Linked DNA regions of Homo sapiens: regions 1, 2, 3, 5 and 6 are each linked to region 4. The links are chromatin contacts, found by Hi-C or POLR2A ChIA-PET in ENCODE. All regions are on one chromosome and are shown on one strand. Each heading gives the region's core, a stretch centred on a gene start or an enhancer-like site at or near the end of the contact. The rest is flanking DNA. Distances are from core to core; before and after follow the strand shown. Region 1 holds the start of TMED9 (transmembrane p24 trafficking protein 9). Region 2 holds the start of GRK6 (G protein-coupled receptor kinase 6). Region 3 holds the start of DBN1 (drebrin 1). Region 4 holds the start of HIGD2A (HIG1 hypoxia inducible domain family member 2A). Region 5 holds the start of FAM193B (family with sequence similarity 193 member B). Region 6 overlaps PRR7 (proline rich 7, synaptic).

The links. A loop is a pair of places that touch in the nucleus more often than their neighbours do. ChIA-PET counts read pairs that join two places held with the same protein, here RNA polymerase II (POLR2A). Pooled maps may share reads with other maps.
Region 1: a map of endothelial cell of umbilical vein shows a loop between it and region 4 (5-fold over the local background). The contact joins the promoter of TMED9 here to the promoter of HIGD2A in region 4. A Hi-C loop is called at or near these places in 1 of 168 maps with a recorded cell type or tissue (endothelial cell of umbilical vein), 2 of 37 single-sample maps with no recorded cell type and 9 of 50 pooled maps. POLR2A ChIA-PET finds 5 or more read pairs at or near these places in 3 of 52 experiments (MCF 10A, OCI-LY7 and activated T-cell).
Region 2: a pooled map shows a loop between it and region 4 (10-fold over the local background). The contact joins the promoter of GRK6 here to the promoter of HIGD2A in region 4. A Hi-C loop is called at or near these places in 2 of 37 single-sample maps with no recorded cell type and 10 of 50 pooled maps.
Region 3: a loop to region 4 is called in a pooled map, with 5 times the contacts of the local background. The contact joins the promoter of DBN1 here to the promoter of HIGD2A in region 4. A Hi-C loop is called at or near these places in 1 of 50 pooled maps. POLR2A ChIA-PET finds 5 or more read pairs at or near these places in 2 of 52 experiments (CD8-positive, alpha-beta memory T cell and activated CD4-positive, alpha-beta T cell).
Region 5: a map of CD4-positive, alpha-beta T cell shows a loop between it and region 4 (9-fold over the local background). The contact joins the promoter of FAM193B here to the promoter of HIGD2A in region 4. A Hi-C loop is called at or near these places in 2 of 168 maps with a recorded cell type or tissue (CD4-positive, alpha-beta T cell and gastrocnemius medialis) and 7 of 50 pooled maps.
Region 6: a loop to region 4 is called in a pooled map, with 6 times the contacts of the local background. The contact joins the enhancer-like site here to the promoter of HIGD2A in region 4. A Hi-C loop is called at or near these places in 3 of 50 pooled maps. POLR2A ChIA-PET finds 5 or more read pairs at or near these places in 3 of 52 experiments (BJ, OCI-LY7 and activated CD4-positive, alpha-beta T cell).

What each region holds. Positions count from the first base shown.
Region 1 is chr5:177,590,753-177,593,452 of GRCh38, forward strand. It overlaps TMED9 (transmembrane p24 trafficking protein 9), which reads left to right and starts at 1,451. Exons shown (of 5, transcript NM_017510.6): 1 at 1,451-1,646; 2 at 1,823-1,923. The coding sequence starts at 1,463. RefSeq lists an enhancer at 2,656-2,700.
Region 2 is chr5:177,425,374-177,428,073 of GRCh38, forward strand. It overlaps GRK6 (G protein-coupled receptor kinase 6), which reads left to right and starts at 1,303. Exons shown (of 16, transcript NM_001004106.3): 1 at 1,303-1,524. The coding sequence starts at 1,473. RefSeq lists enhancers at 387-556, 977-1,516 and a silencer at 1,227-1,876.
Region 3 is chr5:177,472,324-177,475,036 of GRCh38, forward strand. It overlaps DBN1 (drebrin 1), which reads right to left and starts at 1,311. Exons shown (of 15, transcript NM_001363541.2): 1 at 1,113-1,311. The coding sequence starts at 1,198. RefSeq lists enhancers at 169-672, 673-1,174 and silencers at 323-509, 429-798, 829-1,028, 1,109-1,488, 1,499-1,548.
Region 4 is chr5:176,387,409-176,390,108 of GRCh38, forward strand. It overlaps HIGD2A (HIG1 hypoxia inducible domain family member 2A), which reads left to right and starts at 1,343. Exons shown (of 2, transcript NM_138820.4): 1 at 1,343-1,565; 2 at 1,923-2,353. The coding sequence starts at 1,412. The coding sequence ends at 2,089. It overlaps NOP16 (NOP16 nucleolar protein), which reads right to left and starts at 1,190. Exons shown (of 5, transcript NM_016391.8): 1 at 1,025-1,190; 2 at 827-935. The coding sequence starts at 1,131. It also overlaps a transcript of ARL10 not described here. RefSeq lists enhancers at 494-1,177, 829-2,028, 1,301-1,620, 1,821-2,040, 1,862-2,545.
Region 5 is chr5:177,553,313-177,556,079 of GRCh38, forward strand. FAM193B (family with sequence similarity 193 member B) reads right to left here and starts at 1,251. Exons shown (of 9, transcript NM_001190946.3): 1 at 937-1,251. The coding sequence starts at 1,146. It overlaps FAM193B-DT (FAM193B divergent transcript), which reads left to right and starts at 1,316. Exons shown (of 3, transcript XR_941274.3): 1 at 1,316-1,617. RefSeq lists silencers at 420-529, 860-1,069 and enhancers at 950-1,453, 1,180-1,339, 1,360-1,509.
Region 6 is chr5:177,454,458-177,457,157 of GRCh38, forward strand. It overlaps PRR7 (proline rich 7, synaptic), which reads left to right. Exons shown (of 4, transcript NM_030567.5): 3 at 372-1,037; 4 at 1,267-1,829. The coding sequence starts at 611. The coding sequence ends at 1,664. It overlaps DBN1 (drebrin 1), which reads right to left. Exons shown (of 15, transcript NM_001363541.2): 15 at 2,153-2,700. Among named protein-coding and RNA genes, the nearest start is that of PRR7-AS1, 7.9 kb to the left of the region's middle. RefSeq lists enhancers at 1-603, 851-1,145 and silencers at 8-617, 67-298, 808-1,357, 1,448-1,587, 1,958-2,157. Within about 2 kb of position 1,359, at least 39 of the 41 ENCODE cell types and tissues checked have a DNase peak (open chromatin) inside an H3K27ac peak, as active enhancers do; they include OCI-LY7, where a contact is called at or near this core.

The DNA.
Region 1 (2,700 bases), core at 201-2,700, 1.2 Mb after region 4:
TTCCATTCTGTGGGTTGCCTCTTTACTCTGCTACAGAGTCTTTTGATGCACAAAATGTTTTAATTTTCATAAAGTCCAATTTGTCTATTTTTTCTTTTGTTGCCTGTGCCTTTAGTGTCATATCCAGGAAGTCTGTTGCCAAATCCGATGTGGTAAACCCTTTGCCATATGTTTTCTATGAGTTTTATGCTTTGGGATTTTAAAAGTTGTGGGTCTTTTTGGGTGAATTTTTATCTATGGTGTTAGAGAAGGAACCACCTTCACTTTTTTGCATGTGGATATCCAGTTTTCCCAGCACCATTTGTTAGAAAGACTGTCCCTCCTCCCCGCATTGAATGGGCTTGGTCTCCTTGTTAAAAATTATTTGACCATATATGGGAGGGCATATCTTGGGGCTCTCTATTGTATTCCATTGGTCTATATGTCTGTCTATATGCCAGTACCACACTGTCTTGATGACTGAAGCTTGGAAGTAAGTTTTGAAATCAGGAAGTGTGAGTTCTTCAGCTTTATTCTTATTTTTCAGGATTGTTTTGGCTAATCGAAATCCCTTGAGAGTATATGAATTGTAGAATGAGTTTCTCTGTTTCTACAAAAAATGTCATTGGGATTTTGACAGGAATTGCATTAAATCTGTAGATTGCTTTGGATAGTATTGACATCTTAACTATATTAAGTAAGGATGATTTTTTTTAAATTACTGATTCAATCTCCTCACTAGTTATAGGTTTATTCAGATTATATTATCTATTCTGAGTCAGTTTTGCATTTCTATGAATTTGTCCATTTCATCTACGTTATCCAATTTGTTGGCTTATATTTGCTCATAGTACTCTCTTATGATCCTTTCTATTTCTGTAGAATTGCTAGTAACGAGCCATTGCAGTTGGGATCTGGCAGCAGAGGCTGTGTGTGTGTTTGTGTGTGTGTGTGATCGGAGAAATGCTTGAGAGGGTAACACCCGATTTAGGAGTGGACAGGGTATGAGGACAAAGAAGTGGTAATGGGAGACCTTGCCTTTTATTTCTTTTAATCTTTTTTGATAATACATTTGTGCATTATTTGGTCGTTCTCTTTAAATTCATTTTTAAAGGTAGAAGCAAATCAAGACTGGTAGATGCTGTGCCAAGGAAAGTCAGGGATCCTAGGTTCGAATCCTGTCTCTGTTCGCAATTCGCTCCGCAACCTCAAACAAACGACCTCAGTTTCATCTATGAAAAGCTGGTAACCATCGTCAGTTGCCAGGCCATGAAGAGAGTCAACGGAAATAAGTTTTTATTCTAGGGCACCCGCTCTCTCTCAGGTAAAAGCCGCGCCCCAATCAGGTACTGCCGCGCCAGGGCCGCGGGACATCTCGGGATTTGTGGTCCACCCGGCGGAACTCGCGGTCCCGGCAGGCACCGCGGCGGCGGCAGGGCGACGTGGCGCGGCCGGCTGCGGCTGCGCAGGCAGGTGGAGCAAGATGGCTGTGGAGCTGGGCGTGCTGCTCGTCCGGCCCCGGCCCGGAACCGGGCTGGGTAGAGTGATGCGGACCCTCCTGCTGGTGCTGTGGCTGGCGACGCGCGGAAGCGCGCTCTACTTTCACATCGGAGAGACGGAGAAGAAGTGCTTTATTGAGGAGATCCCGGACGAGACCATGGTCATAGGTGCGGGGGCGGGGAGGAAGGGGCGAGTTTGGAACGTGACCGTGGTCTTGGGGCGGGGGATGCGAGACAGTCAGCTCTCTAGAGCCGGGAGGAGACGGCCTCGCCGTGCCCAGGCGGTCGCGGAACCCATGCCACCTCGCGCTCCTCTGACCTGGGCTCGCCCTGCTTCCCTCAAGGAAACTACCGGACGCAGCTGTATGACAAGCAGCGGGAGGAGTACCAGCCGGCCACCCCGGGGCTTGGCATGTTTGTGGAGGTGAAGGACCCAGAGGACAAGGTGAGCCAACCGCCCCCCTCCTCTCCGCCAGCCTCTCAGCTAGGCGGGCTCCGGTACTTCCTCTTCTAGTTCCTGCATCTGCTAAAGTGGGAGAGACAGTTGATGTTGTGGGAATATCCTGCTGACTTGCAGACCCCGCCCGGTCTGTGAAATGGGCGGATTAATTGTGGTGATAAAAATCAAAGAGTTTTGTCAACTCTTAAAGTCATCTAGACTTTAAGATTTCACAGAACATGATACTTTCCCCACAAAATGAGCAGCTTTTAATCTTCCCAAGTAAGGATATTAAAACGAACGGCAAAACCCTTCAGCTCTCACCTTCTGTCACTTTTCGTTAAAAAACTCATGGCGGGGTGTGGTGGCTCTTGCCTGTAATCCCAGCACTTTGGGATGCCGAGGCGGGTGGATCACTTGAGGCCGGGAGTTCAGGACCGGCCTGGGCAACCTCCGTCTGGCAAACCCCGTCTCTAGTAAAAATACAAAAAAAAAAAAAAAAAAAAATGAGCCGGGTGTGGTGGCGCACACCTCTAATACCAGATACTTGGGAGGCTAAGGCACGATAATTGCTTGAACCTGGGAAGCTGAGGCTGCAGTGAGCTGAGATAGCATCACTGCACTCCAGCCAGGACGACAGAGTGAGACTCTGTCTCAAAAACAAAAACAAAAAAGAACCCCCCAAAAAACAACTCACACCAAAAAAGTTGAAAGGGCATAAGCTATAAAGGAAAGCCCTTCCCAAGAGCAGTCAGTCACTTGCCACCCTAATGTCAGACTCTC
Region 2 (2,700 bases), core at 53-2,552, 1.0 Mb after region 4:
CGCCTTCTCCTATTCCCTGAACACACCACTTAGTCTGGCTTAGAGCCTCTGCGTTTGCTGTTGCTTCTACTGGATCCGCTCAAATGTCACACCCTGAGAGTGTCACACACTCTCTTAACGTCCGAAGAGCAGTTGTCACTCTCTGAAACCATCTATTTGTTTATTTACAGAATAATTACCTTTATCTCACCCTGCCCTCACTTGCTCCCTCCACTTCTAGCAAGTAAGCAGGGAGCCTGGCTATCTTGCTGCCATCACTGTGTTCTCCAGCACCTGGCTTGGTGCCTGGCACAGAGGTGTTGCTCTGTATTTTCGGATGAATGAATGCATAGGAACTAGAGAAGCCTAGATGGATCCGGCTCTGCCTTACTCGCGGAGTTTGGGCAAGCCTGTTTCCTGCTGCGTGAAGTAGGGGGTGGAGGAAGCGGGGTGTTAAGCTACAAGGTGTTGATTAGCTGTAAGATTTCAGCCTTGTTTTCTCCGTAGTCTTCGGGCTGGAGCCAGCCACTTGACGTCCGGCGCCTCAGCTCCCCACCTGTATAATGGGTGTGAACTCATCCCGAGGTCTAGGGGTGGTAGCGCTGCCTTATAAGGCGGCAGAGGCCGAGGGAAGGCGAGGCCGAGTGGGTGGAGAGAAATCACAACATCCGGCTGCGGGGGCTGGGCGGGGCGCCTGCGGCGACCGGGCAAGAGGTCGGGGAACGGCTGCGAGGCCGCAGCCTCCTCCCTGTCTCTCCCTCTTTCGATGTGCGCCCTCCTGATTGGGGCCGACCCAAGGGAATACGGCCACACAAGTGGACCAAACAAACTCGCTGCCAGCCCGCAGGAGGCCCAGGATACGGAGCGCGTCCCCGACAAAACCCTAGAAAAGCCGTCTGCGAGCCAAAGGCCGCCGGGCCACACCTTCAGGCGACGACCCAATCAAAATGCAGTACTTGAGATGACGGACGTCTTCTTCACCCAATCACATATTCGGCCTCCTGGGCGTGCCCCAGAGTACCCACCTCCATTGTCCCGGCTGAGGGCTCGGCCCTAATTGGCAGTTTGGTATCCTACGAAAGCCTAGAAATTCGAACCTAGGGGCTGAACCCCGCCCTCAGACCAACCAGGAAGAGGTGACGTGATTGGTCCCGCCCCCGTACTTCTTTGAGCGAGTCCCCAGCTGGGGGGGCGGGGGAAAAAATGAAGAGGAAGACTAATGGGAAGACGGCGCGGGGAGCTTCTGCCCGGTGATTGGTCAAATGAGGTAAACAGAGGGCGGGGCAGGGCGGGCCAGCGCCGGGGTGGCCCCCGGGAGGGGGCGGAGAGTGCGCGGCTGGCTGCGGCGGCCGGGGAGGCCGGGGAGGCCGCGGCGCGGTCACTGCGAGCCGAGCCGAGCCGCGCCGAGCCGCGCCGATCGCCATCCGGCCTCGGCACTCGCGCGCGATCCCGGCCGGCGGCGCGGCCCGGCGGGCCAGGCGGCGCCACAGCCCATGGAGCTCGAGAACATCGTAGCGAACACGGTGCTACTCAAGGCCCGGGAAGGTGAGGCGGCCGGGTGGGCGGCCGGGCCCGGGTGCGTGGAGCGCGAGTGCGCTGCGTCTGAGCTCCGCAGGGCTACCCAGCCGTCGGATCCCCTAGGCCCGCGGGCCCTGCGCCTTACACCCCGCCCAGACACGAGCCTTTCCGGCCCGTCGTCTTCCTCCTCCGCACCTGCCCCCGGGATTCGGGGCCCAGGAAGGGGCGGGGGTCAGGCCGCCGCCCTCGCGGCGGGTGGGGGTGAAGGAGTGAAAGAAGGTGAGACGAAGAGGGAAGGGTGGGACCGGAGCCCCAGGAGAGCCTGTCTGAGAGGCAAGCCTCCTCCAGGGGAGAGGTGTAAAGATGCCCCACGTGCCAGGGGCCCAGACCCCAGCACCCTAGCCTAATCCCGCGCAAAGTTGGCGATAGGTAAAGCTGGAGAATGAATAAACGGACCCTCTGCGTAGCACAGCCCACCTGACTTGGGGAAACTCCTGGCCACAAATGCTACTTATAGGACTGCCACTTGCTCCGTGCCTCAGGACACTGAGGGCAGAGGTGAATGGATATTTGCCCTCAGGGAGCCCATGGTCTAGTGGGGCTAGCGGACACAGAAAGAAGTGGGAGCAGAGCATGCTGCTCTGTCAGTATTGTAAGCTCAGAGGTCTGGCTGGGGAAACCAGTCTGGTGGACCGAGTGTGTGTGTAGCTCCTCGTGGCTCCCACCCCAGATGTTATCAGGCACTTGCTCTGTGCAGGTCCTGGGAGACACAGAAGGACCAGATCGGGTCCTCACTGCCTTGTGGTCAGTCTGCCCCCACCTGCCACACTCCACCTCAGTAACATGATCACTGACCACCCACTCTGCCCCACCTTTTCCAGGGTGCTGGGGAAGCAGCAGTAAACAAGACCCATCTTTTTGGAACTCCAGGGCAAGGAGGGAGATTGTGACAGTTTTTCCACCCTTTGCTGGGCTTCCAGGCTTAAAAAGTCATCTGCTTCACCTTTCTACCATATTTTACATGTGGGAAGCTGAGGCTCAAACCAGGGATTAGCATCAGTCACACAGCAAGATTGTGATTGACTCGGGCCTAAGACACAGGATGACCGGCACAGTCTATAGGAAGCCCAGAGGAACTTTCAGCTGGGTGCTACACCTGGCACCCCGTGCCCACCAAGTGCTCTGGCGAGGTGCAGCCCAGAA
Region 3 (2,713 bases), core at 61-2,560, 1.1 Mb after region 4:
CAGTTTCCTCAAGAAGAACCTGTTCCCATCTGCCAGCAGGGAGAGGAGGCCTAGGAACCAGATGGGCACCTTCCCTAGAAGAAGAGTATTACGGGGGGGTTAAAGGATTCCAGGATGGGGCTGTGAGGAACCCCTCGGTTTCCTTTTTCCACCACCCTGGGCCGCCAGCCCCAGAGCAGGTGGTCCATCCCCTCCCCCAGCTCAGCGGGAGACAACAGCTGGGGGGCGGGGTGAGGGGCGGCCCAGCTCCTCCCCCATCAGGGACCGAGTGCCCCTTGCTGGGGGCCGGTGGATCTGTTCACCCCTTCAGCCGTCTTTGGGGGCTCCCTCCACACTTGTTCTCCAGAGGGCTTCCTCCCAGGGATCTCAGCTGGCCCCTTAGGCAGCTCGGTGCCCCCCAGCCCAGCTGCCTAGTCCCCGCAGTCCCCTTCAGGTAGGGGAGGAGAGCTCACCCCTGCCTCCTCCGCGACCCGCGGCGGTAAGGGAGTCACTTCGCGGTCGCCATGTGGCAGCAAACATCCTTCCACCTCACTCCAGCCCAGGTTTCGGGGGGAGGGCGGCCCACTCCGAGAGGCCCCCCGGTGGGCGGGGCGCCCGGCCCCCAGCCCGCTCCGCTCCTCCCCCGCCCTCGCTTTCCTTTGTGCTGTGGCCGGGCCGGGCTGAGCCGGGCAGGCTGCGCTGGCTCCGCTAGCTCGGTCCCCGCCCCGTCCCCGCCCGGACCTCGCCCGCTCGAAGGTGGCGAAGGTGCCCTTGGCCGCCCCGTGCACACCTGTCCCCCGGGCCCGGGGGGTAGGGTGGGGGATGGGCTCCCGCAGGGCCACGCGGCCCCGGGCCCCACATCGGGACCCCGCGCCTCCGGGCCGCGTCCGGCCGCCGCTCCCACCGCGCGCCTTGGGCCGCCTCCGGGCGCTCGGGGCCCGGCAGTGCCCCGCCTGGCCCGCCGGCCCCTCCCCCGGCGCGCACAAAGGCAGCCCCTCCCGGCCCTCCCGGCCCGCTGCACCATTTCGGGGTCCCCCTCCCTTCCCGGCGGCGGGGCGGCGGGGCGGGAGAGAAACAAAGGCGCGGCGGCGGCGCGGGGACAAAGGGGCCGGGGGCGGGGGCGGGGGGCTCACCAGTCGGCCGCGCTCTCCTCTCGGATCACCTCCTCGTAAGCCGCCAGCAGCTCCAGGCGGTGGCCGCTGAAGCTGACGCCGGCCATGCTTCGGGCCGGACCGGGCCGAACGGACAGACGCGCGGACGGACGGGCGGACGGAGGAGGAGGGAGGGAAAGAGGGAGTCGCCGCCGCCGCCTCGGAGCCTCTGCAGCGTCGCGAGCCGAGCGAGCCAGCGGCCGGGGGAGGGGAGCCGGCCGGCGGGGGGCGGGGGGCGCTGGCTCCGCCCGGCTCGCTCCCTCCGCTCGCTCGGTCCTAGCGCCGCCCCGGCCCGGCCCAGGGGGAGGCCCGCCCCCCCTTCCCGGCCTGCCCCGGGCGCCCCTCACCCACCGCCCCTGCGCGCCGCTCCAGGGCCAGCCCCACCCACGTCCCGAACCCTCACCTGCCCCGTCCGTAACCTCGGCGCTAGCCCTCCTTCCAGCCCCGAACCCAGTCCCGTCCCCACCTCCCCCCGCCCACCCCCCGTCCCAATCCGGTTCCGCCCCACCCATTGCTTCATTGATCTCCATTCCTGGTGCGTCCCACCTCATGTTAAACCCATTTTCATCCCAACCCAGCTCACACAACACCCCACCCCTGGCCCGTCTCCTTTCCCTGAGAGGTCCTTGCCTAGTCTATCCCATCATATCCACTGTCATCTGCATCCCACCCTCAAATCCACCCCAGTTGCTTTCCCATCCCAGCTTCAGCCCCATGCTTAGCACGTGTCCCCCCCAACATGTGTCACGGCACATCTTCAGTCCAACCCATCCCAGTCTCATCCTGATCCCAGTTCCCAATTCCCAACCACAGCCCCCCATCTCGGCTCCATGACCACTTATTCCAGGCCATTCTCAGCCCCTACCCAGCTCATTATCCCTCCATTCCAGGCCTCTCCTCCCCTCCACGCCTGTGCCCTCTCAGATGGGGCCAGCTAGGAGATCCTTTGCATTCTCTCTCAAGCCTCACGCCTCCCAGAGGAGTCCCAAGTAGAGTTCCGGAAGCAGCATCTAACCCCAGACTCCCACGGCAGGGCTCCTCCAAGGACGCTCAGGGCCAGCCTCTTGGCACCTTTATCTCCTAAAGCTCTAAGCACAGAACGGGAGGGGGCCTCAGAAAAGTACCCCCTGCAAGGGAGTGGACACCATGCCAGGGCCTTCCAGAACTCCGTTCCTTGCTAGGTTGGGACCCTGAAACCGTCCACAGCGCTTAGAAGCCTTTTCCACCACTACAAAGCCTCCAACCTCGACCTCCCTGAGCAAACTTCACCTGGTCCCAACCGCACCGCGGAGGAGGAGGTGGTTCTAGCCAGGCCTCCGAGTTCTGCGTTGGGTAATTGGCTATGCCAAGAGAAGGAGAGCAGGGCTGCCTATGTGGCAGTGTTCCTGGCGCTTTGGAGTTGGGAGAACCCTCTTAAAACTCAAAATACTCACAGGCCCCTGCCTTGGGAAGTCAGTGCCCACTATGTCTAGGGACCACAGGCCATGGCAATTTCTCCATGGCCACCACTAGAGTGAGGCACCCAGGCAGGGACACAGCCAGGCCCTGTGCCCTAGACCAACTGGCCAGTAGGTGTGGTTGGC
Region 4 (2,700 bases), core at 93-2,592:
GACATGTTCTCAATAAGTAGTTAACCTAATGAATGGGCTTCGCGAATGAATTTGTTCCATTGCCTTAGGCAAGTTTCTTTTTATTCTTTCATGCCAGAGGAAAATGGCACTACCATTTCTTGAATAAATGTGAGGCTACAGCCACACAGTTAGATAGTCCCTAAGGCAAGGAGTGTTATACCCATTTTATAGATAGGCAGGCAGAGAAAGATGAATTGCTTGCTTTTCTTTTGGGAACCTGGATTCTTTTAATAGTTGTTGAAGCCTCCAGGGGGCCAGGCGGATCACTTGAGGCCCAGCCTGGCCAACATAGCGAAACCCTGCCTCTACTAAAACCACAAAAATCAGCCGGGTATGGTGGCACACGCTTATAATCCCAGCTATTTGGGACGCTGAGGTGGGATATAGCTTGAACCCGGGAAGGAGACTGCAGTCAGGGAAGCCTAGGGAAGCCTCAGACCAAGGATGATTGAATAACAAAGAAAAGGTGTAAGTAAAGATCTCCAACTCTTAGGGAGTACTAATTAGGAAAGTTAAGGGTAGAAAAAGATAAATTAAGGAAAATACCGTTGAGATGCTAATGGGTTAATTTCAGAGAAAAAAGACTGAGTAGAGGGGGTATGGGGAATGTGTGCTGGGGAGGGAGTGTGACGAAGGTCGTAAAGAGACCCTTGCTCAACGTCAGTTGAGCGTTCTGACTGTGGGGAGGTCGAAAACTCGGAAGGGCCTGAGGGAAGGAATGGGCAGTACCACGTTCTGACACCTAGGTCAGTATGGCGGGGGAAGAGTAAAGAAGACAAGGACCGAGACCCTGCCATGTCAGTACCTTTCTCTTACGGAGGGGCACCGCCCTGTTGGGGTCCACAGCCAACCCCATCTCGGCCAGGTTCTGCCGTACCGATTTAGCGTGGTCCCAGGCATGTCGGATGTGGGAGCTACCGGCAAAGAGAGACATCGCGGATCCGTCATCTCGCGGACCGTCCCGGCCGAGGCCCACGGCCACCCGGAACCCCAGCCCCCTCACCATTCGATCCGCGGCGCTGCCTTCCGTCGAGCATTCCGGTTCAGACGCTTTCGGTTGACACTGTAACCAAACTTCTGCCTCCGGGTTTTGCCCTTGGCCTTGGGCATCGCGCTGACCACCGCACCAGCAGCTCAAACACGCTGCCTCTGTCTCTCAGACCTCGTGTAACAAACTCCTTCCGGAAGGCGTGCACAAGGCTTTGCGGGCATTTGGGGAAATGTAGTCCTTTTGTAGCACTACCGTGCTGAGCACTACGACTCCCAGGATGCAACGAGCATTTGCGCCTGCGTACAAGGCTCAATTTATTCGTTTCCCCGCCCCTTTCATGACCTTCACCGGGAGGCTGAGGTCGGAGTCCCGATTTTCTCCTGCTGCTGTGGCCCGGACATGGCGACTCCCGGCCCTGTGATTCCGGAGGTCCCCTTTGAACCATCGAAGCCTCCAGTCATTGAGGGGCTGAGCCCCACTGTTTACAGGAATCCAGAGAGTTTCAAGGAAAAGTTCGTTCGCAAGACCCGCGAGAACCCGGTGGTACCCATAGGTAAGTGGGTGCGGTAGGAACTGCACAAGGAGAGGACAGTGATGTCGGAGGGAAGGAAGTAGAGAAGGACCAGAGCGCTAGCGGGGAGCGGAAGGAGAGCGGACTAGAGAAGAGACGAGGGGGCGGGGCGGTGAGGGGCGAAACTGATTGGAGCGGGAGCAGCGGGTTTAGGGGGCGGGATTTGGGGCCTAAGATTGGGAGGACTCTGTAACTAGGAAGACCTCGACTCGACCTACCCTCGCCGCCCTCCCTCCGCTGTGATCCAGAGATCTTGGCTTTGGGGAAGCGAGACCCAAAGCGGGGAATGACCTGCGGGGCCCGACCTGCTGTTTCCCAGTTGCTTTGTCCCCTCCTCAGGTTGCCTGGCCACGGCGGCCGCCCTCACCTACGGCCTCTACTCCTTCCACCGGGGCAACAGCCAGCGCTCTCAGCTCATGATGCGCACCCGGATCGCCGCCCAGGGTTTCACGGTCGCAGCCATCTTGCTGGGTCTGGCTGTCACTGCTATGAAGTCTCGACCCTAAGCCCAGGGTCTGGCCTTGAAAGCTCCGCAGAAATGATTCCAAAACCCAGGGAGCAACCACTGGCCCTACCGTGGGACTTACTCCCTCCTCTCCTTTGAGAGGCCCATGTGTCGCTGGGGAGGAAGTGACCCTTTGTGTAACTGTAACCGAAAGTTTTTTCAAAAATCCTAGATGCTGTTGTTTGAATGTTACATACTTCTATTTGTGCCACATCTCCCCTCCACTCCCCTGCTTAATAAACTCTAAAAATCCACTTGTATTTAATTCAGTATCATCCCCATGGTTTTTGGTCTTTGATTTTGGAGGAAACGGACTTTGGAGTGGTGCTTAGAAATCGTGTAGTCTAGTGATTCCCGAACTTTCCTAGTAACAGCCACCCAGGGCACTTTGAAAGCAGAGATTTGGCCAGGCGCAGTGGCTCACACCTGTAATCCCAGCACTCTGGGAGGCCGAAGCGAGCGGATCACCTGAGGTCAAGAGTTCAAGACCAGCCTGACCAACATGGAGAAACCCCATCTCTACTAAAAATACAAAATTAGCTGGGCGTGGTGTTGCGTGCCTGTAATCCCAGCTACTCGCGAGGCTGAGGCAGGAGAATCACTTGAACCCGG
Region 5 (2,767 bases), core at 1-2,500, 1.2 Mb after region 4:
CATCCGACCCTCCAAGACTCCTGCAGGAGCCTGCCTTCCTGGGCAGGCTCAGCCAAAAGACCAACTCAAAACTCTTTTGTCAGAGCAAGCTTAGGGAGAGCCACCCAGCCCCGAGTGCCACAACCCTCCCAGAGCAACCGTGGCCCATGTCACCCCCGCCTCTCAGTGAACTTTGGCAGGGTACCTCCCGTTATCTCCTTTGCTCAAAAGAAAGTGACCTTCTTCCAGGTGGCAAGCTGGAAGCTTTGGGGAATCCTCCTACTGTTCGCTCTCAGCAGGATTCTCCAAACCTGGGATCTCAAGGTCGGGGTGGGCTGCCTTGCGGAGCAGGGGAGGGAAGAAGGGCAGGTTCTGCTGGGTTTCCACCTCAGTGCAGAAACCCCACCAAAAACTCCTCCGGGCAGCCTGGCTGTCTGCTCCAACTGCTCTGCTGGGTATGGCGAGGAGGCGCCAGGAGACACAGCTGCTGAGGGGGCCGCGGCTGCAGGCGCTGCAGGGGACGGAGTGGAGCCGTTCCCGGGGGCAGAGGGAAGAGGCTGCAGTCGTCCAGTCCCAGAGCCCCGAGATGGCCTGTGGCTGAGGGAGCAGGTGGGCCCGGGGGAGGTGGCGGGCCGAGAGCGGAGCTGCGGCCTCGGGATCACAGCCCAGTCCCAGTCCCAGTCCCAGTGTGGGTGTACGGCCGGAACGCCCGGAGGCGGCGGGGAGAGGGGAGCAGCTTCAGCCTAGTCGCAGGAGCGCGGACCGAGCCTCGGCTTTGGGGAGAGGGGTCCAGCCTCCATTCCCGCCCCGGGGGAGAAAGCTTCGGCGCCGGACCCGGGGGAAGGCTGCTACCCCAGCCGCGGCAGGATGGCCCATCCCCAACCCCGCCCCACTCCCGCTCCCGCTCGGGGAAGGTGAAAGCGCCCGAGCCGCCGAAGTCTCCCCGCTCGCTCCTACCTGCGGGCCGGGCACCAGGTTGGGTTCGTCATCCTCCCTGGGGCCGTCGTGGTCGGGCTCCGCCGGCGCCTCCGGAGGGCCTGCACCCGCTCCCGCCTCCAGGCTTGGCGGCGGCGGGGGCTCGGGCGCCTGGGGCTTCTGCGGCCCCGCGGCCCGAGCCCGCTCGCGCCTGCCCGCACCGCCGCTCGGCCTGCTCCGCCTCCGCGTCATGCCGCCGCTCGCGCCGCTCCCTCGCTCCACACGCCGCCGCCGCCGCCGCCGCCGCCGCCGCCGCCGCCGCCGCTACCGCTCCCCTCACAGGACAACAGCCAATATGGCGGCGCCCGGTTCCCCCCCTCCGCCTGCTGCCAACAGGTCAGAGGGCACGCGGAGTCCGCGCCGCCGCACTAGCCCCCGAGGCCGCCTGCGCCATTTTGAATAAGGTCACCACCCGGAGTTCGCTGGGAGAAAAACTTGGTGGGGAGACGCCCTTCCCCCCCTACGCGGGACGGGAAGGATGCAACCTGCTGGAGGAACGCGTGTAATGCGGTGGTAATCGCGCTGCACCACCCTAGCACTTAATAATTGCCTGTTAAATGGATGAGTGAATTAATTTCTATAGTGTTACAATACTTTCACACCCATCGTCTGACTCCTTCCGACAGCACAGCGAGGCAGGTACGGATCATTCCCATTTTGCAGGTGAGAAATATTGAGGCAACATAAAGGCCTGGAAAAGGTTGCTGTACATCATTTTGTTGGAACTCCTGGGCTCGTGGACGGCCTGAGTTGAAAGGGACGAAGGTCTTTATTTGCAACATATGGTCTACTGGGAGTCCAGCGTTCTGTGCTTGGGACAGTGGGACTCAAACCCGACTCCTTGTTCCCGAGTCTGATGGGGAAGGTAGACACGTAGGTACATAGTTACAACCGGTGTGATAACGATGAGACGACTAGGTGTTTCCAAAAAAATAGTATGTGCAGGAGAGGATTTTGGAGTGGTACACAAAGGAGAATTTTTAAAACTTAATAATTATGTATTTAATTGTTAAAAATGGAATTTCCCCCCTCTTTTTGTGAATATACTGTATAATACATGTACATGGCACAGATTAAAAAAAAAAAGTTTTGAGTGAAGTCTGTCTCATGCCTGGGCTATGTACTCTGAAATTGTGGTTATATGCAGAGTTGCTATTGGTATCAACAGGGGCGGAATCCTGACACTGGCTTCCTAACCCATGGGGCAAGGGCTATTTTGAAAGGAAGAGCTACATGGAAGGCCCTGGAGCTCTCCTTAACTACCAAGAAAATAAATCAAAAATAGTACCTTATCTCACCCAGGGATTAATGCCACTATCAAAGATTTGAAAGACGCAGGGTGAGTCCCATCACATCACCATTACCTCTTCAGTTTGCCCAGAACAGAAGAGAGACGGCCTTGAAGAACAACAGAGCATTATGATAAACTTACTTATTCTGGTAAGAACCCCAACTGCAGGCATTCTTCCAGATGCGGTCCTTCTTGGGACAGATCAGCACAGTTGTTGGTCTCTAATAGGCAACAAGAGGTCTGGTCAATGGTTATTCTTCTGTACCAAACACCAGGAATCCCTTGCATTGATCTGGCAGGGGCAGCGGTAAACCCTCACTGTCTTGCTTCAGGGTATGTCACACTCTGGACCCAGCCACTTAGTTTACAGGGATTTTTTTTTTTTTTTTTTTTAATGACAGAGTCTCACTCTATCTCCCAGGCTGGAGTGCAGTGGCGCAATTTCAGCTCACTGCAACCTCCGCCTCCTGGGTTCAAGGGATTCTCGTGCCTCAGCCTCCAGATTAGCTGGGATTAGAGGCA
Region 6 (2,700 bases), core at 109-2,608, 1.1 Mb after region 4:
GCGCCGAGACGCCTCTTCAGGGACCTGGTGCGCACAGGCTCCTGAAACCCTTTGGCCCCGGGACTGCGGATGGCGAATCTCTCGTTCGGACTCAGAGCTGGAGTCCGTCCTTCGCGCGCCCCCTGCTGGCCCGCCTCGGCTCCCCTCGGCGCCCGGGCTCCGCGGCGGCGGCCGGGGCTCAGATCGGGGAAACCCTACCGGGGAAACCTCGAGGCGTGACGTCACCCTCCTCGGTGACGTCACCGGGCCCCCGGGGAGCGCGAGGTTCCCACGGAGGAGGCTTTCCCCGGACTGCGCAGGGCGCGGGCGGGGGCCGGGAAGTCGTTGGGGGCCGCGGCGCGCCTTCACTGCGCCCCGTGTCTGCCCTACAGGTCCCGCGCGGCCCCGGGTGAGGCACGCCCGCGCGCCCGCCGGCGCCATGGGAAGGAGCGGGCGCCGCTGCTGTCCCCCGCCGGCGCGCGCACGACTTGAGACCTGCCACGGGCAGCCCCCGGCCGCGGGTCCCCGAGTGACGCTGGCGGCACCTGAGAGTGTGGCGCGGGCCCGGGGCCACGCAGCGGAGCCCAGTGTCCAGTGAAGCGTCTGAGGACCCGCCGCCCGTGCCGCCGCCATGGTGATGTCCCAGGGCACCTACACGTTCCTCACGTGCTTCGCCGGCTTCTGGCTCATCTGGGGTCTCATCGTCCTGCTCTGCTGCTTCTGCAGCTTCCTGCGCCGCCGCCTCAAACGGCGCCAGGAGGAGCGACTGCGCGAGCAGAACCTGCGCGCCCTAGAGCTGGAGCCCCTCGAACTCGAGGGCAGTCTGGCCGGGAGCCCCCCGGGCCTGGCGCCGCCGCAGCCACCACCACACCGTAGCCGCCTGGAGGCGCCGGCTCACGCGCACTCGCATCCGCACGTGCACGTGCACCCGCTGCTGCACCACGGGCCCGCGCAGCCGCACGCGCACGCGCACCCACACCCGCACCACCACGCGCTCCCGCACCCGCCGCCTACGCACCTGTCGGTGCCGCCACGGCCCTGGAGCTACCCGCGCCAAGGTGAGTACCGACCTCCGCCAGGGGGCGATCCGGGCCGCCGGAAGTGGGCGGGCGTTGGAGGGCTCGCTGCTTACCCTCAGGGCTTCCATCCGCAGCCTCCGGGAGAACACGGGCGGCGGCGGGCTCGGGTTCGGGCTAGGGCTGGGGCGCGGGCGGCCCCTGGCCGGGGCCTCTGCGAGAGGCTGGGAACCGGCGGCCTCACCTCCTCCGACCGCCTCCCACTCCGCAGCGGAATCGGACATGTCCAAACCACCGTGTTACGAAGAGGCGGTGCTGATGGCAGAGCCGCCGCCGCCCTATAGCGAGGTGCTCACGGACACGCGCGGCCTCTACCGCAAGATCGTCACGCCCTTCCTGAGTCGCCGCGACAGCGCGGAGAAGCAGGAGCAGCCGCCTCCCAGCTACAAGCCGCTCTTCCTGGACCGGGGCTACACCTCGGCGCTGCACCTGCCCAGCGCCCCTCGGCCCGCGCCGCCCTGCCCAGCCCTCTGCCTGCAGGCCGACCGTGGCCGCCGGGTCTTCCCCAGCTGGACCGACTCAGAGCTCAGCAGCCGCGAGCCCCTGGAGCACGGAGCTTGGCGTCTGCCGGTCTCCATCCCCTTGTTCGGGAGGACTACAGCCGTATAGAGGGGCGCCCGGCGCCCCGGGCCCCACCGGCGGACTCCTGGCCTGACTGCGGGGCTTTTTAAATGCTTCCCTGGACTGCGGGGAGGGGCGGGGGGAGGGAGGGATTTCTTATCCCGTTTGTTACATTTTGAGGATAATAAAGGTGTGTGATCTGGTTTGGTACAAGCGGAGGGTGCACCGGCTGCTTTCGCCCAGGGTTCTGTGTGACCAGACAAGCCGGGGCCTTGGCGGGAAGGACCCTCAACGTGCGTTTCCGCCACAACAGAACCTAAGGGTACAGCACTAAGTCTAAGACCAACCCTTCTCCGGTGGTTGTAGGTGCCAAGCGGCTTCCCCTGGGAGCCTTAGCCCCTAGCACCGCCCCCCCACCCCGCCCCCGCCTGGCGGGCCTTGGAATTAGGGTGAGGACGCCCCCTGGTGGCAAGGAGGTGCTGCGGCCTCGGAGGTGGGAGGAGTTGGGAACCTGGGTCAGGGCAGGCGGCAGCCCGAAGGGATCTGGATTTCTTTATTAACAGACATGAGCACGACCCGTTACAGAAGTTTGTGCTTTCCAAAAAAAAAAAAAAAAAAAAAAAAAAAACAGTTACTAAACGTGAAAAAGGAACCCAAGCAAAGAGGAAGGAGTTGGGGAGGGGCCACCAAAGCCCCTGGGCCCCATCCATAGCCCTGACCTGAACCGCGCCTAGGGCCTCCAACCTGGGACCTGCCCGGCAGGAGACGGGGGGTAGCCGAGGGGCCCCAGCTGGGCCTGCTACTTCCTTTGGGCCAGACAGGAAGGGGTCAAAAGAAGGGCGGGGAGGGGGTCCCAGGGAGCCAGAGCCCACGAGCCATTTATTGCCATGTTTTAAAATTCGTGCAAAATATCTGAAGCCCTGGACAGAGAATACAAAGTGATATTTTCCCAAGAAACATAAAACTAGGAAAAGAGGTGGGGGACATTTTCCCACCAGAGCTCCCCCCACGCCAGGCCCCAAGCAGGGTGAGGCCTCCAACCCGGCCAGCTGAGCAGGGAGGACTAAGAGCTACAATCTGGACC